Regions from separate parts of the Homo sapiens genome. Here region 2 is linked to region 1. A link is a contact called in ENCODE Hi-C or POLR2A ChIA-PET data. All regions are on one chromosome and are shown on one strand. Each heading gives the region's core, a stretch centred on a gene start or an enhancer-like site at or near the end of the contact. The rest is flanking DNA. Distances are from core to core; before and after follow the strand shown. Region 1 overlaps IGDCC4 (immunoglobulin superfamily DCC subclass member 4). Region 2 overlaps LOC105370866 (a long non-coding RNA gene).

What was found. A loop is a pair of places that touch in the nucleus more often than their neighbours do. ChIA-PET counts read pairs that join two places held with the same protein, here RNA polymerase II (POLR2A). Pooled maps may share reads with other maps.
Region 2: a map of PC-9 shows a loop between it and region 1 (4-fold over the local background). The contact joins two enhancer-like sites. A Hi-C loop is called at or near these places in 1 of 168 maps with a recorded cell type or tissue (PC-9), 1 of 37 single-sample maps with no recorded cell type and 4 of 50 pooled maps. POLR2A ChIA-PET finds 5 or more read pairs at or near these places in 2 of 52 experiments (HEK293 and PC-9).

Annotation. Positions count from the first base shown.
Region 1 is chr15:65,398,217-65,404,067 of GRCh38, reverse strand. IGDCC4 (immunoglobulin superfamily DCC subclass member 4) reads left to right here. Exons shown (of 20, transcript NM_020962.3): 4 at 1,581-1,717; 5 at 3,122-3,262. Among named protein-coding and RNA genes, the nearest start is that of IGDCC4, 22 kb to the left of the region's middle. Within about 2 kb of position 2,769, at least 6 of the 41 ENCODE cell types and tissues checked have a DNase peak (open chromatin) inside an H3K27ac peak, as active enhancers do.
Region 2 is chr15:65,825,224-65,831,074 of GRCh38, reverse strand. The region is part of intron 1 of LOC105370866 (a long non-coding RNA gene); the gene reads right to left. Among named protein-coding and RNA genes, the nearest start is that of DENND4A, 36 kb to the right of the region's middle. Within about 2 kb of position 2,319, at least 5 of the 41 ENCODE cell types and tissues checked have a DNase peak (open chromatin) inside an H3K27ac peak, as active enhancers do.

The DNA.
Region 1 (5,851 bases), core at 1,520-4,019:
ACCAAGCGCACAACTGCCCCCTTCCCTCTCTGACCTTGGCCCAGCCTACATCCCAGAGGCCAGCACCATTTGCTCTGTTGAGAAACTAGGATTCTCAACCTGGAGCTGACCCTGTAGGGATCCCAGTTGGAGGATTCCGAGGGACCCATTCACCCCCTCCTTAGGTCGGAGCCCACTCTGGTCTCCACCACCCCAACCCCCATGGAGACCTCCCTATCCCAGATTACATCGTTTCTCAAGTAAGGTCTCTGGACCTTTCTATTTCTTTAGCCCAGAGGGCAGGGAACACCCTCATCCATCATGCCCCTTCTAAGTAACATACGTGTTGGCTGGGTCTGCTTGGAGACCACGTCCTCTCCAAGGGCATTCTCAGCCATCCAATGGCTGCCGAGACAGGCAGGTAGGACAAATATGACATTTGGCACCAGAAGACTTGGGTTCGAGTTTTCACTCTGCTCCACCTGTGAGATCCTGGGAAAATACCCTCCTATTTTTCACCAGTAAAATGGAGGTTGTGACCTCCTCTATGTCTTGGGCTTGTTTTAAGGGTCACATGAGATAGTGTGAATAAAGAGTATTTTATTAAGGGAGGGAGAAGGTAGTATGGGCAAGGGGTAAATAAAATTCCAACTGTATACAAGGATATATAATAAAAAGTCAGTCCCTCCCACCCTCAGTCCCCTGGATCCCAGGTCCCCTCCCCAGAGACAACCACTGTTACCAGGAACATTGAATGTATACGCAAGCACAGAAGCCTACATGTCCCCAAACATATTGTTTTGTACCAGAACACATTTGGAGATGGCCCTCTATCAGCACACACAGAGCTGCCTCCTTTTTAGCAGCTGCCTAACATTCCATTGTGCGAATGTACCCAAACAAATTTAGCCAGTTCCCACCCTGCAGATGAACACTTGGGTTGTTTCCAGCCTTTTGCTATCACAGACAGTGCTGGAGTGAATATCGTTTAACACATGCTCTTGTGCACACATCTGAGAGTATCTGTGGGATAGAGCCCTAGAAGTTTTGATGTTGAGATATCACCAACTTGCCCTGGACAGATGGTGTATGGGCAGGGCCACCATCGAGGCAGGAGTGCCTTCCTCCATTCCCTCATCCACACGGAGTGTTATTAAGCCTTCTGATTTTCACCAATCTAATAGGTGAAAATGGTGTCTTAGAGTTTTTGTTTGTTTGTTTGAGATGGAGTTTTGCTGTTGTCGCCCAGGCTGGAGTGCAATGGTGCAATCTTGGCTCACCGCAACCTCCGCCTCCCGGGTTCAAGCGATTCTCCTGCCTCAGCCTCCGGAGTAGCTGGGATTACAGGCATGCACCACTACGCCCGGCTAATTTTGTATTTTTAGTAGAGACGGGGTTTCTCCATGTTGGTCAGGCTGGTCTCGAACTCCCGACCTCATGTGATTCGCCCGCCTCGCCTCCCAAAGTGCTGGGATTATAGGCGTGAGCCACTGCGCCCAGCCTGGTATCTTAGAGTTTTAATTTGCATTTATCTTACCATGAGCCACCCTCCCTGTGGCCCCCCTGCCCACCTCACAGTTGCCTGCTCCCCTCTTCCCAAGGCTCATCGTGCTTCCCAACGGCGTCCTTCAGATCCTGGATGTTCAGGAGAGTGATGCAGGCCCCTACCGCTGCGTGGCCACCAACTCAGCTCGCCAGCACTTCAGCCAGGAGGCCCTACTCAGTGTGGCCCACAGAGGTAAGGGGGCTGGCTGGGTGGGGAAACCTGGGGGTTTCTGGAACCAGCCACCTCAGAGCTGGGAGGGACCTCAAGGGGTCCAGGCCTTGCCTTCAAGTAGGTGATAAATGTTAGTCCCATTGACTGGTGAGGCGATGAAGCCCAGAGAGGGTACTGCCACCCAGCAAACCAGAGAAGAAAGAACTGGGCTGGAACACAAGACCCCAGACTCCAAGGGCAGGGCTCCTCTCTTCATGCAGAGCCTGTGTGCCCTCTGGTTGGATGCAGTGTCGAAGGCTGGGGACAGAGGTGGGGATGCGAGGCATCTGAGGCGGTGTCAGTGCCCGGAAGCCCTGCTCCCTGCCCCTTTCTCTCCTGCCCTTCTATAGTCACTGAGGGGTCCAGGCACTGGGGGTTCGTCCCTCTCTGCTTTCTGTGCCTTGCAAATCTGGCTACCTGTGGCCTAGTGCTCTTATCCTTTACTCGTTTCTTTGAAAAGCTCTTGCCCCAGTGTGATGGATTAGGAAGGGCACAGTCTTTGGGGTTGGAAAGACCTGGTTTGAATCCTGCCTTCTCTGCTCACCATCTGCATGACCCTGGGCTCCTTATCAAATGCCCAGCTCAGAGAGGCTCGAAGAGTCCTTGAGATAAGAATGGAAAGTGCCTGGCACCTGGCAGGTGCTCAACAGATCTCACTTCAAGCCTCCCCCAGGGGCACCTCCCTTGCTTCCCTTTGCCATGCATCCCTCCCACCTCCCACCCACTCTCTGCACTCCCACCCCGTCCCCATCCTGTTCCTTCTGGGCTTAGCTGGTAGGCTGCTCCCAGTCTGGTGTCGTCTTTCTTCTGTTCAAGGGGTATCTGCCTCCACCTGCTGGACAATCCAGATATTCACCACTCCACCCAGGGGGCCAGGGTCACACAAAGAACTTGGCAGGAAATCAGGGTTTAGGGAACTGCCGCACAGGCAGAAACTCAAGCCCACTGTCTGCCTTTTCCACTGGGAAATCCAAGGCCTTTTGGAGAAGGGATTTGCCAAAGGTCACCCAGTGCGTTAATGGCAGTGCTGGAACTAGAAACTATAACTGTTGACTCCAAGTCTGGTGCTTTGCCCATGACCCTGACAGTCCTCTGCCTAGATGGTGGGTTGCATTTGGGAGGGAAGAATGGAGGTAGGTGTGGGTCTGTCTAATCATTTCTCTGGTGCTGAGTTGAAGCCTAGGCAATTCTTCTGGCTCTAAAAGAAACAGCTCAGAGGTCCAGTCCCAGCCCTGCTGAATTTTATGGCTACGTCCCCCATCTGACAGATGGAATCATTGCTGCTGTCCCCGGTACCACCTCACCAGGTTACTGTGAGACTCAGGTGAGGTATCGCATGGCAAATGCCTAATGGTAAGGCTGCCTGCTGGTCTGTCTTCTCGCCAGGGTCCCTGGCGTCCACCAGGGGGCAGGACGTGGTCATTGTGGCAGCCCCAGAGAACACCACAGTGGTGTCTGGCCAGAGTGTGGTGATGGAATGTGTGGCCTCAGCTGACCCCACCCCTTTTGTGTCCTGGGTCCGACAAGGTGAGTGGAGGGGGTGGGAGAAGGAGGGCATGGGAAGGGAGGGATGTGGCATCTCACATGCCCCTAAGTCAGGGGGATGTATGGGTGACGACCCAGTGGTCACGAACCTTCTGGTGTGGCACGAACTCCTTTCCCAGGGCTGGGTGTGGTGGTCAAGGTCGGAGCTGCGTGGGGAACTGGACAGACTTCCTTGTCACTCTGTGTAGCATGTGCTTTACAAAAGCACTTCCAAGCTGCCACTTACAGAACGGTTATTGCAGCCCTCCTGAGGCCAGGTGCTGAGCTAGGTTCTCCACCATAATTACATATTTCTGTTCCTCACAACGGTGTTACAAGTGAGTACTTGAGAGCTGGGAAGGTGCCACACAGCCAGTGAGTTAGGTGGAACCAGACCCCTCTGTTGGTCCGTGCAACTATAAGGCAAGCTCTGGGTCCACCCCAGCATACTGCTGTCTTTGTGTGACTGGTATCATACTGGGCACAGTGAACAAAACACAGAGAGGCAGGGACCCTGCCCTCTGAACTCATCGTCTAGTGAGGGAGAGAAAACACACATCTATGAAGAGAGGTCTGACAGTATCAGGCTACAAGTGAGAAGTGCCACTGAGTGACTGGAGATGCCATCAGGGTAACGCCAGTGCTGGGCCAAATTTCACTGTGCAGTCTCCTAAGCACTTTCACACCTGTTCTCCTGTCAGCCTCCAAGAGCCCTCTGGGGAGAGGAGGGGCCAGAACTATTATTCCCAGTGGGCAGATGAAGAAACTGAGGCTCAGAGAGGCAGTGGAAGAGCTGGGACCCAAGCTTTCAAGTCTGTTCTCTTTTTGGTATGCCAGTTCCTACAGTCCTGTAAAAAGAAAGCAAGGGTTATTTTTATTTCCATTTGTTGTTAAAAAGTGACTTGTCCCAAGTTGATGGCAGAAGTAAGTTTTAAATCCAGTTCTTTTTACCCCTTTCCCCAACTCATTCTATTACTCTATACATCTTTAAAAATATAAGTTTATATCTCATACTCAAAAGTGTATATCACGAATATATATAGTTTAAAGAAAATAAATTGAACAACTATTAATATGTACCCACCAATGAGCTGATAAAATAGAACAGTGCTGGCATTTTCGCACCTATCTGACCTGCACTGCCTCATTGGACCTGTGACACTTGCCTACTTAGGGGGCCAGCAGGACCCTTGTACTACTGGGATAAACTTGTGGTATCACCTAGAAGTTCTAATGTCAATATTTCTTAATTCCTGATTATGCATCAGGGTTACCCAGGGGACTTATTAAAACTGCAGACTCCTTTCTTCACCCCGGAGAGTCGTGTTCCAGGAATCTTTTTTTTTTTTTTTTTTTTTTTTGCCTGTCACCCAGGCTGGAGTGCAATGGTGTAATCACAGCTTACTGCAGCCTCCAACTTTTGCCGGCTCAGGTGATCTCCTACCTCAGCCTTCTGAGTAGCTGGGACTACAGGCATGTGCCGCTATGCCTGTATTTTTTTGTAGAGACAGGGTTTCTAGATGTTGCGCAGGCAGGTCTCAAACTCCTGGGCTTAAACAACCCACCCATTTTGGCCTCCCAAGGTGCTGGGATTACAGCCATGAGTCACTGCGCCCGGTGCTCCAACTGAAAGTGTGCTCTTCAGCTCTACTACCTATGACTAGTTAGAAATGCAGAATCTGGGGCCCTGCCTCAGTCCTCTACATCTTAACAAGGTCCCCTGCTAATCTGTGATTCGTGTGCACAGTACGGATTTGAGAATTGCTGTCCCGGAGGATCCTGACACCTAGGAAGAGAAGGGCTGGAAAGGAGCTTCATTCCTGACCCCAAGTACTGCTTTCTTTCCAGGAACTTACTCCACTAAGTCAGGGAAGGGGCATGGGTTGTTTGTTTTTGATTTTGTTTTGTTTTGTTTTTTTGAGACAGAGTCTCGCTCTGTCGCCCGGGCTGGAGTGCAGTGGCGCGATCTCTGCTCACTGCAACTTCCGCCTCCCGGTTCAAGCGATTCTCCTGCCTCAGCTTCCCAAGTAGCTGGGACTACAGGCACCCGCCACCACGCCTGGCTAATGGTTTGTATTTTTAGTAGAGACTGGGTTTCACCGTGTCAGCCAGGATGGTCTCCATCTCCTGACCTCGTGATCCAACCTCGTGATCCGCCCACCTTGGCCTCCCAAAGTGCTGGGATTACAGACAGGAGCCACCGCTCCCGGCCTGTTTTGTTTTCTTTCTCTCTCTCTCTTTTCTTTTCTTTCTTTTTTTTTTTTTTTTTTTTTTTGAGATGGAGTTTTGCTCTGTTTCCCAGGCTGGAGTGCAGTGGTGTGATCTTGGCTTACTGCAACCTTCGCCTCCTGGGTTCAAGTGATTCTCCTGTCTCAGCTTCCCGAGTAGCTGGGATTACAGGCATGCACCACCACACTCGGCTAATTTTTGTGTTTTTAGTAGAGATGGGGTTTTGCCATGTTAGCCAGTCTGGTTTCGAACTCCTGACCTCAAGTGATCCACCCGCCTTGGCCTCCCAAAGTGCTGGGATTACAGGTGTGAGCCACTGTGTCCGGCTGTTTTGTTTTCTGACTGCAAATGTTGTACATGTTC
Region 2 (5,851 bases), core at 1,070-3,569, 430 kb before region 1:
ATTGTAGATAATCATTGAGGGAAATCTAAAATATACTTGTAGATAATGTCAAGGCCCTAAGAACTCATCAGTAGAACTCTCAAGGGTCCCTGAACCCCAATTTGAGAAACATTGGCCCAGGTAACCTCCCAGGATTTGTGACCCTTTTACATGCTATGTGATGAAAACTCTTTATAATGTACTTTCCAAAGACAAAGTCTGGCCAGGGATGCCTTGGGATTTATAAGTCCCTTGGCTGAACCTTGGTAACATAAGTATGTTATTACTCCATCTACTCTCCAGATACTTAATTGAGCATGTGATCTATGAGGATAGAAATGCATTAACCCCATCATGAGATGAAAGTAGAGTATGATATCAGGTGATCTAACATGGAAGATCCTCTGAGGAAGGCCTCCCACTGGGGCCTCACTTGGTTCGTGGATTGATCACTCCTGACTTAGATACTATGACCTTCCAAAAGGGTCCCTGGTGATGGAATAAAGATGGATGCTGGTAACTCAAAACAGAGGGGAAGGCCAGTAGGCATTTATGTCAGCAAGGAGGCTTTCCCAAAAGGTCTGTTTGGGCATGGGCAAAGGTCAAGGTATATAGGGTGTGGTTCATGGTTGGCTTTTATACTTATTTAACTGGAGGACAACTCTCTCTACTCTTTGTTTTTTGGTTTTGTTTTTTGAGACAGAGTCTCGCTCTGTGGCCCAGGCTGGAGTGCAGTGGCGCAATCTTGGCTCACTGCAACCTCTGCCTCCCAGGTTCAAGTGATTCTCATGTCTCAGCCTCTTGAGTAGCTAGCATTACAGGCATGCATCACCATGCCTGGCTAATTTTTATATTTTTAGTAGAGACGAGGTTTCGCTCTCTTGGCCAGGCTGGTCTCGAACTTCCGGCCTCAAGTGATCCATCGACCTCAGATTCCCAAAGTGCTGAGATTACAGGCATGAGCCACTGTGCCCGGCCTGATTTTTTGTTTTCTCACCTAGAAAAAAAACAGAAATTATCCCACTTGCTAGGGTAGTTCAGTCATCAAACTACCAAATAGGGGCTACCAAAGCCCCTATTCTTTATGTATTCTTTATGTACTACACACTAGGCTTGTGCTGGGAGGAAACTGGTGTGGCCCCTTTTCTAAGGGAGCCCACAGCCCAGTGGGGGAGACTATTGTATGTTCTTAGTGTTATGGAAAGAAACTTTGTGTTGAAAGAACTTTGAAAACTATGAGTGCTTTAAAATATATGACAATAAGTATATTTTAATTATCCAGTATGAGTCAATGGTTGGTCTGATTTCTGGACCTGGGTATTTCTCTAAGAGGACTAGGTCTCGCTTTGTCACCCAGACTGGAGTGCAGTGGTGTGATCTAGGCTCACTGCAGCCTCAACTTCCCCAGGCTCAGGTGATCCTCCCACCTCAGCCTCCCAGGTAGTTGGGACTACAGGCGCAAGTCACCACGCCCAACACATTTTTGCATTTTTTATAGAGACAGGGTTTCGTCATGTTGCCTAGGCTGGCCTTGAATTCCTGAGCTCAGGCAATCCACCAGCCTAAGCCTCCTAAAGTGCTGGAATTACAGGCATGAGCCTCCATGCCTGGCCCAAACTACTTTTGTAGAATTAAACATTGGAGCAGTTACTAAATATCATTCACCTGGGTATTGACTGAATTCACCAACTCCCATGACGGTATTTTCATGTTGTGCCCACTAGGTGTCTCGTTATTTTGTAAGAAAATGGAAAAGCACAATGTTTCTACCTGTGTTACCAGTCAGCTATAGGATAAACATGGGAATCACTTAGCTAAAATCTCAGCCCCGTCCTAGCAATCATTGATTAAAATGCCAGTGGTTACCTCTCATTTGAGTAGAAGCAGGGAATGTCCACAAAGATGTCTTTGTGGATTCTTTCTGCTTCTCATAATCCATGTACCTAAAAACTGTTCTCTTAAAGTCAGGACTAGGAAGATGAAGTAGGAATTCTTCCACAACATGAGTACTAAGACCTTAAGGGTAACAGCACTGCATCCCCATTGGTTTCCTAGGTTAATGTTTATGCTGTAACCTGCATGTGAGCTGACATTCCCTAGCCACACCACACTATTTGTATGCCCAGCCAGAATGTGTTCTTCCCTATACATCAATCAAAAAGACTTGTTTTCACAACACAATCCAGGGTCTCTTCTTGCACTTAGAATTTCAGGTTTGTAAATAATATAATACTGCTTATCTCAATATTTTCACCTGTGTCATGAATGACTTTTCTTTAGATGGCCCATGCCGAACCTTCTGTATATGAGTGACATCAGAGCGGAAGGCACTAGATAACAAACAGGAAACTGAGTGCCTTCAAAAGTTTATTGCAACCTCAAGAGCCCATCTCATCAGGCTTTCATACTCTACTAATGGGAGTGTAAACTGATATGACCTTTCTGCAATACAATTTGACAGTATCTATCAAGAATGTATTTTAAAATGTATTTCAAAAGTACTCTTTAATGCTGTGTCTGTCAGGATCCCAAAAGAAAAAGGATTTCAGCCAGGAGCAGTGGCTCATGCCTACAATCCCAGCACTCTGGGAGGCCAAGATGAGTGAATTGCTTGAGCCCAGGAGTTCAGGACCAGCCTGAGCAACATGGTGTATTAGTCTGTTTTCATACTGCTATAAAGAACTGCCCAAGACTGGGTAATTTATAAAGGAAAGAGGTTTAATTGACTCACAGTTCAGCATGGCTGGGGAGGCCTCAGGAAACTTACAATCATGGCATAAGGCAAAGGATAAGCAAGGCACCTTCTTCATGTGGCGGCAGAAGGAGAAGTGCTGAGTGACGGGGGAAGAGCCCCTTATAAAACCATCAGATCTCGTGAGAACTCACTATCACGAGAATAGCAGGTGGGAAACTGCCCCCATGATTCAATTAACCTCCACCTGGTCTCTCCCTTGACACATGGGGATTATGGGGATTACAATTCAAGATGAGATTTGGGTAGGGACACAAAGCCTAACTATATCACATGGTAAAAACCCATCTCTACTAAAAATACAAAAATTAGCCAGGCATGGTGGCACACACCTGTAGTCTCAGCTACTCGGGAGGCTGAGGTGGAAGGATCACTTAAACCCAGGACACAGAGGTTGCAGTGAGCCTGTCAAAAGAAAAAAAAAAAAGAAAAAGGAAAACGATTTGAGTCAGGATGGTTCAAATGAAGAGACTCTTTTTTTTTTTTTTTTTGTTGGGGGACAGGCTCTCACTCCATTACCCAGGCTGGAGTGCAGTGGCACAACCTAGGCTCACTGCAACTTCTGCCTCCCGGGTTCAAGCGATTCTCCTGCCTCAGCTTCCTGAGTAGCTGGGTTTACAGGCACCCACCACCACCCCCAGGATAATTTTTGTATTTTTAGCAGAAAGGGGGTTTCACCATGTTGGCCAGGCTGGTCTCAAACTCCTGACCTCAAGTGATCCGCCTGTCTTGGTCTCCCAAAGTGCTGGGATTACAGGTGTGAGCATTGTGCCTGGCAATGAAGAGACTTTAATAAAAGAACTACTTACAGACAGGTAGGCTGGGCTAAGGGGTAAACAGGGATGTTAAGGCACCAAGAGAAAAGCAACAGTGGGAAGCAACATTTCCTTATCCTAGGGATAAAGGAACAGAGGGAGGAAATAATCTTACAGAATCCAGTAAGAGCAGGGAATGGTGGAGGAGGGATCCAACCCCAAGAAAGGAGACTAGGTTGGGGGTGGGGAGGGGTAAGCAGCTAGCTGGCTCAAAGCAGGAAGAGAGTAAGGAGGAAATACCCTGACTTCTCTCTCTTCTAGCATACGTGATCTCCGGCTGGTGCCACCCCTGAATAAATCCCAAGGAAGCCAAGGGGCAAGGAATGCTGGAGATGCAATTCTTTGGAATGAAGAAAGACAGAGATTGCGGTAGGGGTGGGGGCAGGAGTGAAAAATAACCTACACAGTCCTGTAGTTCCACTCCTTAGAATATATCCTAGGGGCATAATCAAAGATGGAAGCAAAGAATTATATATAAGAATGTTCTTCACAGGGTTAAGTATAATAGTAAAAAAAAAAGAAAGAAAATAAGCTAAATTTCCTATAATAGAAGGATAAATTATAGTATATCCATACTTTGGAATATTGTCATGACACAATAAACATTTTTAAGGAATCTGTGATGATATGTAGAAATGCTTACAATAAAATGTTAATTGAAAAAAACAAAGACACAAAACTGTATGCACAGTATTAACCCAGTTCCTTGAACACCTATATGCAAAAGGAAAAACATCTAAAAAATGTGAGCAGTATTTACTTTTGATGATAGGATTACTTTTTTTTCTTAGTAGCTTTCAATGTTTTTCCTTTTTTTCATATTAAGCATATAATAGTTTTGTGATCAAGGAAAAAAGCCAGTGCCAAAAAGGAGAGCCTTTCTTATTGAAATGGACTCTGCTCAATAGAAAATATTAACAAAGGACACAATTATTTAAGTGTATTAAAATCAGTGACATGAGAGGTGAACTTCAATCTGTCTCCATTTGATATCTGGACAAAAAGTGAAAGAAAAATCAGTCAATTTCTACATGATATTAAATATCCAGATATTTTTAGCCTGGGTGACATGGCAAAACTCCGTCTCTACAAAAAGTAAAAAAAATTAACCTGGCGTGATGGCACATGCCTGTTGTCCCAGCTACCAGGGAGACTGAGGTGGGAGGATCACCTGAGCCTGGGGAGGTTGAGGCTGTAGTGAGCCAAGATTGAGCCACTGCACTCCAGCCTGGGCAAGAGAGTGAGACCCTGTCTTAAAAAAAAAACATATATACATATATATATATATATATATATATATACACACACACGCACACACACACACACACACAAATAGATACATATATACACACACATAGATATTTTAGATGATTTTGATTCTTTACTATATTTTTCCCTCTTCACTTTCGTTGTAGCAGGACAAGCCACAGACAAAACTCCTCAGACACCGAGTTAAAGAAGGAAGAGGTTTATTCGGCCAGGAGCATCGGCAGGACTCCTGTCTCAAGAGCCGAACTCCCTGAGTGAGCAATTCCTGTCCCTTTTAAGAGCTCACAACTCTAAGGGGGTCCGCGTGAGAGGGTTGTGATCAATTGAGCAAGCAGGGGGTACGTGACAGGGGCTGCATGCACCAGTGGTCAGAGTGAAACAGAACAGACCGGGAAGTTTTACAATGTCTTTCTATAATCTATAGATAACATCAGTTGCTAGGTCAGGGGTCGAATTTTAGGCTTAGGTCAGGCAGGCCCAGGCCTGGTTTCGGGTCTGGTTCCTAGGTTTTGGGTCTGGTTCCTAGGTGCCAGGCTACCTGCCTTTAGTTTTGCTTCTCTATCCTTTTCTGAGTATAAAACAATATAAAACAATATGAGAGGGTCTGTCTCTCTTCTCTCATAGTGACAGGTATGAGATCAATTCAGCTTTAACTGGACTCACTCATCTTGCAACTCTGAAAAATTAAAAAAAAAATTTTTTTTCCCACAACTGTAGCATCAGGCATGGTGGTTCACACCTGTAATCCCAGCACTTCGGAGGACAAGGCAGGTGGATTGTTTGAGTCCAGAAGTTTGAGACCAGCCTGGCCAACATAGCAAATTAGCTCTGCATGGTGGTGTGTGCTTGTAATTCCAGCTACTCAGGAGCCTAAGGCACGAGAATTGCTTCAACCTGGGAAGTCGTGCAGTGAGCTGTCAGCTGTAGTGGAGCCAAGATTGTGCAACTGCACTCCAGCCTGGGTGACCCCCCCAAAAAATTTTTTTTTTACTTGGTACTGTCTGTTAGCCTTACATAAAGCTTTATCAATTTACAT